Regions from separate parts of the Homo sapiens genome. Here regions 1 and 3 are each linked to region 2. Evidence: chromatin contacts called from ENCODE Hi-C or POLR2A ChIA-PET data. All regions are on one chromosome and are shown on one strand. Each heading gives the region's core, a stretch centred on a gene start or an enhancer-like site at or near the end of the contact. The rest is flanking DNA. Distances are from core to core; before and after follow the strand shown.

What was found. A loop is a pair of places that touch in the nucleus more often than their neighbours do. ChIA-PET counts read pairs that join two places held with the same protein, here RNA polymerase II (POLR2A). Pooled maps may share reads with other maps.
Region 1: a loop to region 2 is called in a map of naive thymus-derived CD4-positive, alpha-beta T cell, with 15 times the contacts of the local background. The contact joins the promoter of ZNF827 here to the promoter of SMARCA5 in region 2. A Hi-C loop is called at or near these places in 3 of 168 maps with a recorded cell type or tissue (CD4-positive, alpha-beta memory T cell and naive thymus-derived CD4-positive, alpha-beta T cell), 1 of 37 single-sample maps with no recorded cell type and 13 of 50 pooled maps.
Region 3: a map of CD8-positive, alpha-beta T cell shows a loop between it and region 2 (31-fold over the local background). The contact joins the promoter of MMAA here to the promoter of SMARCA5 in region 2. A Hi-C loop is called at or near these places in 5 of 168 maps with a recorded cell type or tissue (CD4-positive, alpha-beta T cell, CD4-positive, alpha-beta memory T cell, CD8-positive, alpha-beta T cell and 1 more) and 13 of 50 pooled maps. POLR2A ChIA-PET finds 5 or more read pairs at or near these places in 1 of 52 experiments (CD8-positive, alpha-beta memory T cell).

What each region holds. Positions count from the first base shown.
Region 1 is chr4:145,936,364-145,940,153 of GRCh38, forward strand. It overlaps ZNF827 (zinc finger protein 827), which reads right to left and starts at 2,460. Exons shown (of 15, transcript NM_001306215.2): 1 at 2,002-2,460. The coding sequence starts at 2,044. RefSeq lists silencers at 123-702, 803-1,212, 1,333-1,402 and an enhancer at 1,777-1,836.
Region 2 is chr4:143,511,265-143,515,247 of GRCh38, forward strand. SMARCA5 (SNF2 related chromatin remodeling ATPase 5) reads left to right here and starts at 2,438. Exons shown (of 24, transcript NM_003601.4): 1 at 2,438-2,837. The coding sequence starts at 2,661. SMARCA5-AS1 (SMARCA5 antisense RNA 1) reads right to left here and starts at 3,573. Exons shown (of 2, transcript NR_104027.1): 1 at 3,181-3,573; 2 at 2,208-2,961. RefSeq lists enhancers at 1,869-1,918, 1,939-2,028, 2,059-2,128, 2,159-2,528, 2,819-2,878 and 1 more.
Region 3 is chr4:145,617,746-145,621,994 of GRCh38, forward strand. It overlaps MMAA (metabolism of cobalamin associated A), which reads left to right and starts at 1,640. Exons shown (of 7, transcript NM_172250.3): 1 at 1,640-1,662. RefSeq lists silencers at 1,469-1,908, 1,939-2,008.

The sequences.
Region 1 (3,790 bases), core at 1,210-3,709, 2.4 Mb after region 2:
TTTATGTGCATATATATTACATATGTGATATTATCCTCAGAACCTCTAGCGGGCAGGCGAAGAAAGGACTGCACAGGGGCATTTTTTTTTTTTAAAGGAAGGGGAAAAAAGCACAACCCAAGCCCTTTGCGTCGACTCCTGCGTACCGGGAAGGGGAAAGAAAGAGGAATGTTTGCGGAGCGGACTGCTTGCAAGTGCCCTTGCTCGCCACTTCGGCTGCGGCCCGGGTGACACGGAGGCGCGGGGGCGCCTGGCCCGAGCAGCCCGCGCCCCCCTCCCGGTCCCCTGGGCAGGCACCGCCGCGGTTATTTCGCGAGGGGGAGATCGATCGCCCTGCCTGTCTGCAGCGGAAAAGCACAAGCTCACACACAGCCCGAGCCCGAGACACCATAACCTTAACCCTTCCCCCACCCTCCGTGAACTTCAGGTGACCGACCACGTCGGCCTGACACCCGGGCGGGCGGGCGCTCCGGCTCCACTCCCGCCCCCAGCCCGGGTTTTGCAGGATCGGGCTCCGAGCAGCGCCAAACCGCCGGGAGAGGGGAGTAGTGTGGGGGGAGAGAAGAGAAATTGACCCTCCGTCTCCCCCGACCCCTCCCTCCGGCGCCTCCCGCGTCCCCTCCTCCCCGTCACCCCGCCCCACGCCTTCTCCCCTGCCCCCTCTTCCCTGCATTCAAGGAGCCGGGCGGCCCCGGGGGATATTTTTAGTTGCTTCTTTCTCCTTCACTTTTAGCTTTAGCAGCATCTCGAAACACTCAAAGCGGAGAAAGACTGGGGGGTTGGGGGGAGCTGGAGAGGGAGTGGGGGAAAAGTTAAGAGTCGCGCAAAGAAAAGCCGGAGGGAGGGCGGAGAGGGACCGGGGGCGCGGGTGGAGGAGGGGAAGGGGACCGGGCCGTGCCGGCGGGTGTGTGTCTCCAGTTGGCGTGTGTGGCTGCCGCCGGGGAGGGCTGTGATGCACTTTAGTCCTGGACTCTGCTCAGGCTCGCCAAGGAGGGGGTCTGAGAGCCCGAGTCTCGCCCGGCTCCGTCTGCTCCGACTGACCCCGCATTTTATTGCGGCCAGGAGCCCTGCTCCTCCCTCTCCTCCGCTCTGCAGGGACCTCGCGCGCCGCGAGCCGCCCTGCCTCCTGCCTTCGCCTCGGCGCAGCTCCCGCACCCCACATCCGCCCGCCGCTGCCCGGCCTCGCCCCCCGCCCGGCCGCCCCGCGCCCCGGCGCGCCCCCTCGCCTCGGCGCCGCGGGAGCAGCCGCCCGGCGGCGCGTGTGTACCCGTGTGTTTGTGTGCGGTGCCCCTACACCCTCCCCAGCCGCTCCCGCCTCGCCCGCCCCCGACTCCCCTCCTCCGCCGCCGCCTCCTCCACCTCCGCCTCCTCCTGCTCCAGCCGCCGCCGCCGCTGCCGCCGGCGGCTCGGGGGCCGACCAACCCCGGCGCAACCTTTAGCCAGGGACGGACCTCTCCCTGGATCCTGTACCCGGCGGCTGCTGCGCGCCCTCTCCCCGACACCCCCAAACGCCATGTCACGGCCCCCAGCCCTCCGCGCGCCCCGACCCCCGCACCCTCAGGCGCCGGAATCCACAAGGAATTTTTTTTTTTTTAAGATTCCAACCTCTCCCACCTCCCCCCACCAAACCCCCGATAAAACCCCCGGCATCCACACTACTCCCCTCCTCCCTTCTCTTGCCCCCTCCCCCCAGCAACCCAGAGTGAGGAGGGGGAAGGGGAGGGAAAGGGAAAAAAAAGCCCGATCTCAAGGAAAAAAAGGGGGGGGGTGAGAGAAAGAAAGAAAAAGAGAGAGAGAATAGAAAGGGCACGGGGCTGATCATCACCAACATGGCTGCCTCAGCATAGACCTAAACGAGGAGTAACCCGGGCTGTGTCTTTGTCAGTTTCACCTCTGTAACCCTAAACTAATGCAGAAAACAACGGAGGAGGCTGCGGAGGGGAAAGAGGAGAGGGAGGGCGAGAAAATGGCACGAGAGGAGGTGGAGAAGGGATGACTTACGTGAGGGAAGGCGCTTGGGCTGCTCCTGCTTCCTCCTGGGCATTTTCCCCCTTTTCTCACATTCTCCTCCTTGGTTAATGTGAGATCAAATAAACCCCCGTGGGGGCAGAGAGGCAGACACTGGCAGGAGCGGGGAGGTAGTTGGGGGGCGGGCGGGCGGGCAGGGGGAAACCCCTTCTCCGGTGTGTGCAATGGGTTGAAGCTTGTTTCCTGGAGCCAGAAGAGGGGTTTTCTTCTTTTCTTTCCTTTCTTTTTTCCTTTTTTTTTTTTTTTTAAATTTTTGGTCGTGCACCTGGCTTGTCCCCGAGCGTAATATTCTTCAATGGAAACGGATCTAATAGGTGTGAGTGTGTGTGTGTCCTATGCTCGCGTGTGTGATGGGAGGTATAAATAAATGAGTGCCGGTGCGGCGGTGTCTATGGCCGCGCTCTGTGTCTCCGAGCCCCTAACACTAATGTCGGGATCAAAGGGCAGCGGCGGCGGCAGCACAGCTCACAGCTCGCTCTCTTGCTCTCTCTCTCTCTCTTTCTCGCTCTCTCTCCTCTCGCGCTCTCTCTCTCGCTCTCTCTCTGTCACACACACACACACACAAGAGGCACAGACTGAGGGAAAGAGCGAGAGCTACACACACACACACGCACGCACACACACACACAGAGCAAAGAGGAAAGTGCCCCAAGGCTCCCAGGGCGGACTCAGCCTCGGATTTACAACCGCTCTGTCTGGAAAGAATGGGGGGCGCGCGTGCGGGGGTGGGATGGAGTTCTTCAAATTTATCCCGCTAGTCACCAAATCTAGGGGGAAAAAGTTTTTCTCACTCTTTAAACAACGATTAGTTCATTATTTTACTGACTTTTAAAAAGGAAATAAATTTCTCTCTTCACTTTCTTTTGTTTATTAAGCTACATTTTGTTCTGTATGAAATTCTGCAGGCTTTTGTCCCTACCCCATCACCTTAAATCTGGAGGTTATCGTCTCCCACACACTCTTCAAAAACATTCCAAAAAAACTAATTTAAAAAAAATGAAGACAACATATGGTGAAATCAATAACTTGGTTGACAGTTGACAGAATAAGTGCCCAGTTTTGGAGTGTCCACTGGAGTTAAAACTGAAAAATGCTCCTAAATGAACATTACAGCTACTTGACAAAGAGAGGAAAATAAGATTAGGTCACCCCTGATGGTTGCTTTAACTGCTACGTGATACTCCTAGAGTGCACACAGCAATCTTTACTTCGGAAATTCACTTTTTCCCCTGCTATATACTGCAGGTATATGAAGTTTACCCTGAAGCAATTCCAGTGTGCATTATGAGCCCAATATAGCAGTTTTCATTAACTGATACATACTTTCATTACCTTACAAATCACACATCTTTCTTCAAAGAGAGACATAAAGGAGAAAAATAGAAAAGGACGGGTCTCACTAGAGCACAAAAGGTACTTGGTGAAAGAGGACTGTTCTCTTTGTGACTTGCAGTCATTTGGATAAAAGTTCACTCAGAGGTTGTTAATGATTTAAACTCCAAAACCTGCTACTATAATTGAAATAAAAATGGTCTGAAGAAGAGTTGTTTCATAAAACTCTCTTTGTAAGAGGAAACTTTGAACTTAGCAGAATACATTATATGTCATGAGTCATGTAGCTAGAAAATAAAAAGGTGCATTATTTAACTACATCTTCCCTTTTTAGCTTTTTTAAAACTCTGACTCATCATCTTATTATGTTAAATATTTTCCTACCAATTTTTAAATAGACCTTTTCATCAAAGAAAGTGGAGGCACAGTA
Region 2 (3,983 bases), core at 1,188-3,687:
CCATGCTGGCAGGCAGTAAATATAAGAGGTGATGTATATGCTTATTAGCTTGATTGCGGTAATCATTTCACAACGTGTTTATATATCAAAACATCACATTGTATGCCTTAAATATATACAATTTTGTGAATTATACCTCAGTAAAGCTGAAATTTTTTTAAAAAAAGTTTTCTTAATACAATAATAGGCAAATTCGGCAGCCTGGCACAGTGGCTGTCACCTGTAATCCCATCACTTTAAGAGACTGAGGCAGGTAGATGGCTTGAGCCCTAATTGTTGTTCAGGACCAGTATGGGCAACATGGCGATCCCTGTCTACACCCAAAAAATACAAAAATTAGCTGGGCTTGGTGGCATGCACCTGTAGTCCCAGCTACTTGGGAGGCTGAGGTGGGAGAATTGCTGGACCCCAGGAGGCTGAGGCTGCAGTGAGTCACGACTGTGACACTGCACTGCAGCCTAGGAGACAGGGCAAGCCACTGTCAAAAAACAAACAAACAAACAAACAAAAACAAAAAACCAGCAACGATCAGTTTCAATACTTTTGTAAATATGCTTCCAACTTTTATCTACATTTTTGAACTGTTAAACCAAATTTTTCAGTTAACACTTTATAAATTAACATTCTTTGGCTAGGTGCGGTGGCTCACGCCTGTAACCCCAGCACTTTAGGAGGCCTAGGCGAGCAGATCACTTGAGACCAGGAGTTTGAGACTAGCCTGGCCAAAACAGCAAAACCCTGTCTCTACTGAAAATACAAAAATTAGCCAGGCGTGGTGGTGCACGCCTGTAATTCCAGCTACTCCGGAGGCTAAGTCATGAGAATCCTTTGAACCTGGGAGTTGGAGATTGCAGTGAGCTGAGATCATGCCACCGCACTGCAGCCTGGGCGACAGAAACTGTCTGAAAACAAAACAACACAAAACAACCATTATTCTACATTAATGGTTGTTAAAGGTTAATAGTTCATTTTCTGGGTGTATGACAGTTTTAAACACCTAACTTTTAATACTGGATTCAGCCTACTGTTGTTAGCTTTTTGCAGTCATATATGAAGACTATGATGAACATCATTGTAGGTATTCATCTTTGCATATATCCTTAGACATTTCCTTATAGTCTAAGAACTAGCATTTCTAGTGGAGTGGGGACATTTTTCCAGATGTCCATTTAAGAATTATCATTCCATTAGTTAAAAAATTTGCAGGCTATATATTCAAAGGGGATCCCTTCTGTTTGGAATTCAACATAACCAGTTAGCTCAAACCTCAACTCTCGAAAAATGTGTCTCCTTTACTCAACAAACATTTAGAGAATACTGAATATGAGGAATAAAAAAAGATAAAAAAGACCCTGTACTGGGCAGGTAATCTACTGTAGTATGCAGATTCGTTATCAAACAGACTACAATGTATTTAAATTTTGTAGGCGATGAATGCACAAGGCCCTTAAGCTGCATTGAAGGCTGCCTAAGGCAGTATACAAAATCAGTGCTGAATATTTGTTAACACTTAAGGAGAATGTACGTTTTAATTTTCATGTTTGATGCTTGGGGAAAAGATTACATCGCACCACCTATCTTCCCCATATATTGATTATTCGTGTTTCTCACTTCCATGGTAGTGTGCACGTTATTTGCTTAACTTTGGCATATAAATTCAGAAGAAATATCATTTAACTCTGTGCCTAAGGAGGGTATTTAGAAATAACCGACGCAGCTAACATGAGAAGGCAAAAAAAAAAAAAAAGAAAAAAGAAAAAAATCACACTAACGGACTTTTTTTTTTTTTCTAACAACAAAAAACCGTGAGACTTCACTTGGGGTAACCATAACGTCGTCAAGGCTGTGGCGTCACGCCTCTAAGCGGATACGGCAGAAGTTTTGGGGCCAGACACAAGACTTCCAAGTTTGAATGGGCAGCGCAAAACCCAGACAAGTTTTCCGGTAGTGCCGCCAACCCCTGTCAGGCACAGAAGACACAGCGAGAACCGTGAGCCGTTACGAAAGCCTAAAACACTGAGCTCGCGTCCTGCCAAGCAGCAGGCGCACAAACCTACACCTCCGAGCGCTCCCTGGAGGTCCCGCCCACTCTTCTCTCCCGAGCCGGCTAGAGATCTGGAAGAGGGCGGGCCAAGGGTGAGGAGGGCAGTATGCGCATGCGCGCTCAGGACCCAGTCAGTGAGCCAATAAGGAATCTCGCGAGTGTTGAAAGTCGGTGGCGTAGGTCGTCGTCCTGGATGCTGGCGAGATAGATGTTATCTTCCAGAGGAAGAGGAGGAGGCGGCGAAGCGTTTTCCCAGCCTCAGTCTCTCTTTCGTTTTCCTTTTCCCTTCCCCCAACCCTCCGCCCTTCTCTAAATCAGCCGGCCTTCCTTGACCTCAGTGACCCGTCTGGCCCCGCCCACCCTCGTCGACGTGATTCCCGCCGTGAGGTAAGCGCCGGTGGAACCTAGAGCCCCGCGGAAGAGCAGAACGTTTGGGAGTGTGCAGCTCCTGGGCCCGGCTCAGGCCCGTCGCGGAGGCGCGGCGCAGGGGAGCGCTCGGGTGGGAGTCTCGCTCCTCCACCAGTTTATTGCGACGTAGCATCCAGGCCTAGGCCTCCCCGTCCATCCCCGCCGGACTCGGGCCTCTGGCAGCAGCGGGTGACGCAGACGGAACATCATGTCGTCCGCGGCCGAGCCTCCGCCACCCCCGCCTCCCGAGAGCGCGCCTTCCAAGCCCGCAGCCTCGATCGCCAGCGGCGGGAGCAACAGCAGCAACAAAGGCGGCCCCGAAGGCGTCGCGGCGCAGGCGGTTGCGTCTGCGGCCAGCGCTGGTCCCGCAGACGCCGAGATGGAGGTGAGGGCGACTTGCGGCATGGGGAGCGGGTGCAGCGGGGAGGAGGAGCTGGCTCCCTCGCCGGATCGTGGCGATCGGACGCAGAGCCGGGTTTCTCTCTCTGCACCAGACTCAGCTTCACACCCTGTGGATACGAAATGATGCTCTCACTCTTGCTCCCTTGTTCTTACCCTATTCGAGCTAAGCAAAATGGATTTCTGGCTCCTCACATTTAAATTATTTGTCTCTTTCGTGAATCCTGACAAATATTTGAACGCTCTCAGTGAACAGATGTTCTTGGTTACCGTGGCCCGGGGGACCCATCGTTTTTTTCCCACTAGACTCCCATAATTCCCTCTCCTACCTCTGAATGTGGTTTTTAGTTTCCACCAAACTTCGGGGAAGGGCGAGGAGATGACCCCTTAGGAGCGGGATGCACGGGCGGGGTGAAGGAGGCATTTAAAAGCAGCGCGTCCGAGGACTTGGGCCTCCTTTTCTTCTTCCCGGTCCTTGCAGGGGCGGTATCTGTTGTGGGCAGAAACAATGGCGAGAGCTGGATGGCCGAGTGCGCAGTGGGGATAAGCGGGGCGCAGCTGCTTCTGTGAAGGGAGAGAAGGCCCCTCCCAGGCACTATTCCACTGGAAGGGAAGCAACCAAGGCAGCAGCAGCTGTCTCGGATCCCCCGTCTAATTTAGGGGGGATGAATAAGTGTAGGAATGAATTAGAGAACCAGGCGCAGTTGGTTGGCTCTCAGTCCGGCACTTTTCTCTTTTTGGCCTCTGGCCTTAAGAAAAAAAAAAATTAGTACCACTCGCTGCCGAGACTTATGGGTTTGGGTTGGGCAGGGGATGCTGACAGTACTGAGGGGGCTGGAAAGATGGGGGAAGCTGCCAGGCGGGTAAATTGGATATGCTTCCAGGCTTTGCATCTGGGAACAAAGTAATTGCTCCTTCCAATTTTTATTTTCTTGGCCTTCGACCTGTTTTGAGATATTTTGTGAGTCGGAGCCCAAAGATTTCTGGGATTTTCCTATCCTTAGACAGAATGAAAGTAATACTGCTCCGAAGATGAGTCTTGATGCAGAATCATTATACAGTAAGAAAATGGTAGCGTAATTTACCATTGAGGCTTTTGGCACAGTAGTTATATTTGGGTAGCTGGGGTTAA
Region 3 (4,249 bases), core at 390-2,889, 2.1 Mb after region 2:
CAGGTTCATATTTTCGCCAGTATTGGTGATGCTAGCAATTTTTTTCCCATGAAGAATCTATTAACATTTTGCAAAACACTAATGTTCCATGGAAATGTGTTCCCTAAGCTGTACTGTTTAGAAAACTTCTGAATAAAAAAGTGACATGCATGAAAGTGTTTGAGTTTGTAGAACGAAAAGCAGGTAAGGATAAACTCAATTTTAAAATTAACAAACTTCTTCACTTCTAAGGTAGCACAAACTGAGCTTTCATCAAACGTAACCCTTACCGAAACAATTGTTCAGATGAGCAACGCCAAGTTTAAAGAAAGGAAGTAAACCGTCTCAAGAACTGTCAATCTGTTTGTGTTCGATAGGCTGAGATTTGAAAGGTTTGATTCTGTGTTCTTTCTACTAGATCCTCGGCTTCATTTAGACTTGTGCTTAATTTTCTGTCATTGGCTATTGAGTCTACAATCAATCTTTGGAGTAAAAGTGGTAGTCTTTTGGTCCAAATAGTAATAATGAAAATGGTGAGACCAGTAATTCATTTTTTATTATTCTGTATTCAGTAAGAATCAACCTGTATCAAATAGCTGAAAAGGCCTGAAGCCTCCCAAATGCATATCATTACACAAATTCTGTGTGAGGACTGACATCTTGGTTTCATATACTAATTATACTGCATGGGCCCCATTTATAACCATATCTACTCGTCATTTGATCCTGGCTACTGCCGATGGATGCTATCTTCATCACATTATAGCAAACATTTGGGTGATTAAGTTTTTCTCAAAAATTCTAGATTAGCATACAACGGCTTTACTACTTATATGTCATCTAAGACGTTTTTTAAGAATTAGTTACTACTACGCCCAACGCAGTGAGGTAGCAAATATTATGCCTGTTTATTTTCATCTCCATTTCAGGCTTGCGCGCCTTTCCCCCCTCGGGACTTCCCGAGGACACCCCTGCAGCAGTGAGCCCGAGTCCTGGCTTTGGCTGCATGTTAAGAAATATTAATCAAAATGAATGCGTGCCCTTTAAGAGAAAAAAACTGTGGGTCCTTCAGCCTTTAAAAACCATGCCGTGGTTTAAAAACTTAAAACTATATTTCGGCAGAACGCTGAGCATTTCTTCAAATCACTCTGAGAAGCTTGAGTGTCTTTAATTTCACCGGTCTGTCAAACGTAACGCGTCTCTCCCTCACCCCACATTTTAAGTTTCCAAGGAGCGGAAGAAGGGCCTCCGGGGGTCCCGGCCGCCGCAGGCTGCTGGGGGTGAGGACACGACTCGGCCTCCGTCCGACTCGAGGGTGTCGCGAAGGCCAGGAGGGAACGAAAGTTACCCTCGAACTTCGGAGGCGAAAGATTTCATGTGGATCTTAAAAAGGGCAAAACCTACCCCAAAGGCCGTAAACCGCCCTCCCCTCCCCCGCCAGAGAACTTCCCGGCGCAGAGCTTCCGCAGCCTGCTGCAGGCCGGGAGACCTTCACGCTCACTCGCTCTCCGCCACACGCCGGAACTGCGCGGCCACGTCCACGGGGACCCTGGCCATGCCCCGCACCGCCACCCAGCCCCAGGCGATCCCCGGGCCCCACGCGCCTGCAGTCGGCGCTGCGCCTGCGTGGGAGGATCCGGCGGAAGGGGCGGGGTCAGGTGGCACTTCCGTGGCTTCGGGCGGGTGAGTATGGGGAGTGCGCGCGGCGTCCAGGAGTCGGGACTGGGCTCCCGCCTACGGCCGCCCTCCCGCCGGGGGGCCAGCGCGGTCCTCCGGGGCGCCCCCTGGAGGATTTGGGGTGGGGGAAGGAAAAGGAGAGTATTATCGAATATTCTCCTAATATTGATGTTCGGGGTGCGGATATGTGTGGACAGGCAGGAGTCGGCAAATGGGTTCAAATGGAAGCTTTAACAAAGAAAGGCCCTGTACGTAAACAGTGTTTTAAAATTCTCATCTTGGTTAGGTTTCTCAGGTTATCTCTGAGCCACAGCAAGGCAGCTTTGTTAAGGTGGCTCTTCCCTTGTCGCTGCCAAACCCGGTAAATGGTTAACCTGAGGCCGCGTCAGAGAAAGCCACTATGACTCCTACCAAAGAGTGAAATTGAAACTCTTTTCTGGGAAATCAAATCCAGGATATAAAAGTTGGATTCAAACTAAAAGTTACAAACAGTATCTAGGTTCCGTCACATGGCGTGCCGGGCAGGGTCTAAATCTCTTTCAGCAGAGGGCATGCTGTCTTCATATGTATTTCTCATTAGAAAATGAAAGACGACCTAAACCAAAATAATATAAAAATTTTTTATTATCTGTCTTAAGAGTTGTACCCTAATCCATATGTTTAGAAAACATAAACTAATAAAACTTTTCCAACTTGGTAGAAAGCCAAAAGTTTCCAGAAAAACTGTGTGGATTATTCAGCATTTTGCTGTTGTCTACAATGTTCAGAATATTCTTTTACAATAATTTTGCACTAAATACCGGTTTGTGTTCAGGGTAACAAGAGGTTTTTAAAAAGTCAAAGACAAGGACAGGTTTTTTAAGGGCTGTATTCTATTAGGAGAGACAAAACAAGCATGAAAAGTTACATATCCATAAGAAATGTAAATCACCATTTGAGATATTTGAAGATGTCAAAAGAAAACCTTTATTTAGAATGGAAAGAGCTGGTGAATGCTCGAAACATTTACCATTTAGCTGATTGTTGCCATGTGGGAATGGGGGTCTCTCAAACGCAGATCCGATTTTCTCCAACACAGGCCAAAGATCTGTATTTTTACGTATTTTTTCTTGATTTTTAATGTTACTTGCAACCAATTTAGTTAACACACACCTTCTGTGGGTGGGCCAGGTGCAACTAGTTTGTGACCTCTGCAGATTTTCACCTTAGTACAGTCCTACACTTACACAATGGTTCAGTTAAAGATTTTTTGACTTTACAGTGGGTTTATCCAGACACAGACCCGATTGTAAGATGAAGACTCTTTGTATTCAGAAATAATTGGAATTAGAGGTCAGAAAAAGTCCTAGAGACTGGGATGGTCAGGAAAGATTTTAAGCTGGGTAGTATAGGAGAGATATCATAGAGGGGGAAGGATGTAAAAGATGAGTTAAATCTTGGGGTTGGGAGAGTTGGCAGGTTTGGAAGATAGTAAACTCTCCTTAGAGGAATTTTGGAAAGGCAAGCGCAAGAGGTGCTGCTGGCCTGGGGACTACACTTTGAGAACCACTGTCCTAGGGTACGGTGAACTTTTGGAGGAATTTGAGTAGGAGGCTAAGGAGATCACATTCACCTTTCAGAATGAGTCTTGCTGTGAAGTCTGAAAGGAGGACTGAGGAGGGAGAGAGAAAAGAGGAAAGTTTCTTAGAGGTGATTAGCACCTGCTTGATGCCAGGCCCTGTGCCAGGCTCTCTCATGCATACTCATTTATACTCACCATGATCCTGATACGTAGATCTTAATGTTTTCATTTTGTAAGTGAAGGAACTTTGAGAATATGAGAAATTACCCAGGTTCCATAGTTGGTCTCAGAGCTTCCTAGTTCAAGCCTGGATTTGAAATAGGGTGGTAGCAGTGGGAATCAAAACATTTAATGGTGATGGAATTTAGAAAAATAGAGACTTCTCAAGCACATTTAAGCCTAAAAGTAGGAATTGGGAAATCTGAATCTTACTGGAAAAGTGATAAAAAGTAAAGTGGACAGAGAACTTTAGAGAATCCCTTCATGAATTTGGTATTTGTTCTTTATTACTCTTAACTCATGATGACCTATTTAAAACCTATTTAAAAGTTGCTTATTTAAGAAGTCATCCTGCTCTACAAAAGTTTCCTGAAATTATTTGAAAAAGAGAAAATAAAGCCTTCTGTGGTTGGGGGGGGTGGAATATGGTAAACAGATTAATGGCATTTGACAGCTTATCTTCAAATCAAAAGTGATTAGCATTGAGAAATGGAAACACTTGGTACAACACTGCATTGCCTGTACGAATTGTGCTGTGCTGCAGACACTGATCTACTGTATTGATTTAGGAAATTCTGTATGCTTTTTCTTGCCAGAGTAGTTATTGAAATTGAGAATATTCATTGGATCAATTTCAAGATAAATATCCCAAGTCAGACTGGCTGCTGCTGAGCAAATTTTTAATGAAGGAAAATATCCATATATTGAAATCAGTTTAAAAAGAAAGTCCTTAAAATATATTACTGTAAAATCTAGAAAAAAATGTACATTTTAGAAACATCAATTAACTGAGTAATCAGTGTAGTGGAGTTA